Linked DNA regions of Homo sapiens: region 1 is linked to region 2. Evidence: chromatin loops called from intact Hi-C (ENCODE). Cell type or tissue: endothelial cell of umbilical vein. All regions are shown on one strand.

Region 1 (2,500 bases), 220 kb after region 2:
CCCAGGCTGGAGTGCAGTGGCGCGATCTTGGCTCACTGTAAACTCTGCCTCCTGGGTTCAAGCGATTCTCCTGGCCTAGCCTCCCCAGGAGCTGGGATTACAAGTGTGCACCACCACACCTGGCTAACTTTTGTATTTTTAGTAGAGACGCGGTTTTACCACGTTGGCCAGGCTAGTCTCAAACTCCTGATCTCAGGTGATCTGCCCACCCCTTGCCTTCCCAAAGTGCTGGGATTACAGGCATGAGCCACCACGCCACAATCCCTTTCTTATTGACATAGATATGGTTTGGACATTTAAGTATTGTTAGTCAAGCCTTGTTCTAGCCAGTAACCAAACTACCCTGTCTCTATAAAGTGAGTGCGTTTTCTGGACATTACCAGTTATGAGATTTAGAGGGCAGTCCTATTTCCAATTCGTTGGAAATCACCTTACTATCTATCCTTTGGCACCACCTATCCCCAATTCCATAAAAAGCCTTAGTTTAAAAATAAAATTGCTTTTGCTGTTTTTCCTTAATATAAAACTTAAAAAATTACTTTTATCTATAGATTGTATCTTTACAACACACATTGTGGTTTTTAGAATCTCAGGGAAAAAATGCTATCTTAAATGTTAGTAGACTAAGATTCTTGACCTCCTAAATCAGTGTCAAATGTGAGATCATAGCTGATGCCTGGCCTATGTAGTCAGCACTCAATAAATAGTAGTCGTACTGTCAGGACTCTGGAAAATAAGAGAAATGAATCTGAGCAAAAAATAGGAAATTATAAGAATAGCAGTATCTTCTAGAAACACGCAGGCAGAAATGCAGCCAAGTTTGGAATACCTACCCTGCCCTTGCCACTCTGTTTGTACAGTGTGACCCCATTCATTGCTGCTCATTCAGCTACTATGTGCCAGGCACAGTGCCTGAGGCCGGAACACAATAGGAACACAAACAGATACGGTTTTTTACATTGTAAAGCACAGAGGTTACAGTCTAGTGGAGAGAGACAAATCAAATTATCACGCAAGGAAATAAAAAACTGCCACTGTGGTAACTGCTGAGATAGGCAAGTACATGGTGCTGAGTGTGTATAAAAGGAGTGACCCACTGAGGGAGGTCAGCAAAGGCTTCCTGAGGAAGCGATGACCAAGCAGAGACTCAAGTTTAAGCAAGCAATAAGACAATAGGGAAACGAGAAGAGCTTTCCAGACTTAGAGAAGAGCAAACGCCTCCTGGCAGGCGGAAGCACACTGAGGAAGCATGGCTGGAGCTCAGGAAGATGAGGAGACCTGCCAGATCACAGTAAAACCAAGGTCACAGAACGAGGGTTTTGCCCACAGCTACACAACTTCTGGGATACTTTCCTTATACTACCACCTTCCTAGTCAACAGACTTCATTTTCTTTCCTCTCCAAACCTTCCCCTGGGACAGAGGTCCATCAGTTAATGCTCATTCCAGGGTAAAAAAGAAATCACGAAGTAGAACATGAAAAGGAAATGCAAAAACTTGAGCCACAAAAACTGGAGACCTCGCTATGGAATTTTTCTTTGTTGAGTGTGCCCAGGAGTCTTGGGGATGGTCTATGTCAGTGGTATTCAAAGTGTGGTCCCAGGACCAGCCACATCAGCATCTCCTAAACACTTATTAGAAAAGCAAATTCAAAGGCCCCACTCAAAACCTATGAATCAGAAATATGGGAGGTGGAGCTCAGCAATCTGAATTTTAACAAGCAAAAAGCCCCACAAAAAGGGTTCCTGTTGCACAGACAATAGTCTAAATCAGTGCTTCCCAAACCTGTCTGATCATCTGAAGCAACTGGGAGCTTGTTAAAATATTCCTGGGCCACACCCCAATACCTACAAAAATTGAAATCTCAGGGCAAGGCTTGGGAATCTATATTGAGATGATCATCCTGGTTTGAGAACCACTGGTCTATATCAAAGTAACACATTGTCTGACACAGTGAGCAATTAATTCCAAGTGTCATTTGTCCTTGCCAAGTAATTAAGGGTAGTAAGTACCTCAGGCTCTGCCAGTCCAACTCAGTACATTATTTGATTTATATCTTCCATCTCCTTAGCTCTTCCCAATTTTAAAACAATATAAGACACTTCCAATTTTGACATTTGTTGAGAAATTTCTCCTTGTCTCTCAGTCTTATATCATCACAGCCACCACAAACTGTATGAGACTTAATAAGTGCTTACCAAATTCAAGCATTATGCTTTTAGCTGCAGTCTAAAAATCTGTTCTGGAAAATATCCCTTTCAAAATATCAAAAAGAAAATCATCCAGCCTTGTAATACAAACAGGCACCCAATTCAGAACTTTTTTCTCTGCCTCTGCGAGGAAATGGATTTTCTACTATCGTGACTCAGTATTTTTTATTTATTTATTTATTTATGAGACAGAGTCTCACTCTGTCGCCCAGGCTGGAGTGCAGTGGTACAATCTCAGCTTACTGCAACCTCCACCTCCTAGGTTCAAGTGATTCTCATGCCTCAGCCTCC
Region 2 (2,500 bases):
CTAATGACCAATGATGCTGAGCATCCATTTATATGCTTTTTTTTCCACCTGAATGTCTTCTTTGGTGAAGTGTCTCTTCAAATCTTTTGTCTGTCCTCTTGCTCATTAGTTTTTAAGCCTTGTCCCCATTTTATAGACATAAAACTCTCACACTCACCCTTTTCTGAAATTCCCTCCTTTAGGAGCTCCCCTAACTCTACTCCCTCCCACCTCCCACCATTACAGTCACAGGTTCTTCTGGATATCCTCACCAGTTAACATGGCCTGTTGAGTTTTACCTTTTGTAGTTTGTATTATGCAAGCTTTTTTCTAAGTATAAAATTATACCCTTTTAGATGCTGAGTTAAAAAAAATACAACAAATGAGGCTGGGCACGGTGGCTCATGCCTGTAATCCCAGCACACTTGGGAGGCCAAGGTGGGCAGATCACGAGGTCAAGAGATCGAGACCATTCTGGCCAACATGGTGAAACCCCATCTCTACTAAAAATATAAAAATTAACTGGGCGTGGTGGTGCGTGCCTGTAATCCTAGCTACTCGGCAGAAGACTCGCTTGAACCAGGGAGTCAGAGGTTGCAGTGAGCCCAGATCACGCCACTGCACTCCAGCCTGGCAACAGAGCAAGACTCTGTCTCAAAAAAAAGAAAGAGAGAAAAAGAAACAAATGAAAAAAATAAATAAAAATAAAAATAAAATTACACCTTTATATTGATCTACTTTGCCAAACCACCACTCCAAGACTCTGATATGACTCCCTAGGGAACATGGCTTCCATATCTAGCCTCCTAGTGACATGGTACATTAGTATTGCCAAGAGAGTTATAGAAACTGGACATTCTTGAGGCGGGGCATGGTGGCCCACGCCTGTAATCCCAGCACTTTGGGGGAGCGAGGCAGGCAGATCACGAGGTCAGGAGTTCAAGACCAGCCTGGCCAACATGGTGAAACTCCTTCTCTACTAAAAATACAAAAATTAGCTAGGTGTGGTGGCGGGCGTCTGTAATCCCAGTTACTCGGGAGGCTGAGGCAGGAGAATCACTTGAACCTGGGAGGCAGAGGTTGCAGTGAGCCGAGATCCCACCACTGTAGATCCCACCACTGTGCTCCAGCCTAGGCGACAGAGTGAGACTACATCCAGAAAAAAAAAAGAAACTGAACATTCTCTTTGGCAGAGTGAGGCATCCTAGAGGGGCTCAGTGTTGAGTCCTGGGAGCACTGCAGTGCAGATGTCATAGGCTGGGGAGAATTGAAGTGAAAGTGTCTCAGGTTTCAGGTTGATGTGGAGGTGGTGCTGTCTATGTGAGTATGTTGGGGATGGAGGAAATGATTCATTTCCACAGGACTCCTGACTCATGGAAGTATTTGGGCCAAACTCACTTTCTAGAGTTAAATTTCATGAATTAGAATTAAAATATAATAGCCACAAGGGCTGGGAAGGATGGAAACTTCGTATTTATTAATTCATGTAATCCTCACAGCAACTCTATGAGGTCATTCACCTGCATTTGATAGAGGAGTAAACGAAACCCCTGGGAGTTAGAGGGCTGATAAATTGCAGGGCCTGGACAACATTCCTACAGCTGACCCCAGAACTCTCATTCTTTCCACAGCATTATTTTACTACATCTTGGGTTTAATTCACATACTGTGTAATATTAGAAAAAAAATTTTAAGAAGGTGGGAGTTTGGAGATCAAAGAGCCCCTGAGAGGTGGGAGCTGGCTGTGGTTGGGACTCTAGCAAGCCAGAACTTATATCTGGCTCTCACTCTTTTGCTTTGTGAATTTGGAGAAATAATAATAATTTTTTTTTTTTTTGAGATAGGGTCTTGCTCGGTTGCCTAGGCTAGAGTGCAGTGGCATGATCACAGCTCACTGCAGCCTCTGACCTCCCAGGCTCAAGTGATCCTCCTACCTCCACCTCCCAACTAGCTTGGACTACAGGCACATACCATCATGCCCAGCTAATTTTTAAGTTTTTTGTAGAGACGGGGTCTCCCTATGTTGCCCAGGCTGGTCTTGAACTCCTGGGCTCAAGCAATCCTCCCACCTTGGTCTCCCAAAGTGCTGGGATCACAGATGTGAGCCACTGCACCCAGCCAGTTGAATATTCTTTTGCTTTAGTTTGCTTCTCTTTCGCAGTGGTCTCTGTACTGTTTTGATTGCACATGCCACCAGTAATAAAAAAGTTTGAGAACACTAGTTCATGAAATGTTTATCTCTTTATAAAGTTATGTACATATAAAGCCATTTTAACATATTATGTATGTTAAAAATATTTACAAAAATAGAACTTTCAAAAGGATAAGATAAAAATAAAATAGCCATAACTCTGCCCTCACTAATATTTTTAGTTGAGACCATGTGACTGAACTAGATTGTCCTTATTTTTACCTCATGTGACAAATAAAGGCGGTGTCTGCTGTGCCATATTCTTGTGGTTTTACTTATGCTGGCTAAGTAAGAACTTTGTTCTTAGCTTTACTCTCTGATTCCATTAGA

Evidence for each region. Peaks named below come from ENCODE experiments on the same cell type or tissue, not always from the same donor. Only the 100,000 strongest peaks of a DNase experiment are listed, where the experiment ranks them.
Region 1: a loop joins it to region 2, with 2.8 times the contacts of the local background. A loop is called at or near these places in 3 of 110 quality-filtered maps.

The regions. Positions count from the first base shown.
Region 1 is chr13:44,931,982-44,934,481 of GRCh38, forward strand. No RefSeq gene overlaps it. Among named protein-coding and RNA genes, the nearest start is that of TRE-TTC2-1, 15 kb to the left of the region's middle. In endothelial cell of umbilical vein, no CTCF peak of the experiment used is centred here; a DNase peak (open chromatin) is centred at 1,050; H3K27ac peaks cover 2,500 bases.
Region 2 is chr13:44,709,493-44,711,992 of GRCh38, forward strand. The region is part of intron 2 of LOC105370185 (a long non-coding RNA gene); the gene reads right to left. Among named protein-coding and RNA genes, the nearest start is that of LINC00407, 70 kb to the left of the region's middle. In endothelial cell of umbilical vein, no CTCF peak of the experiment used is centred here; a DNase peak (open chromatin) is centred at 1,329; H3K27ac peaks cover 1,794 bases.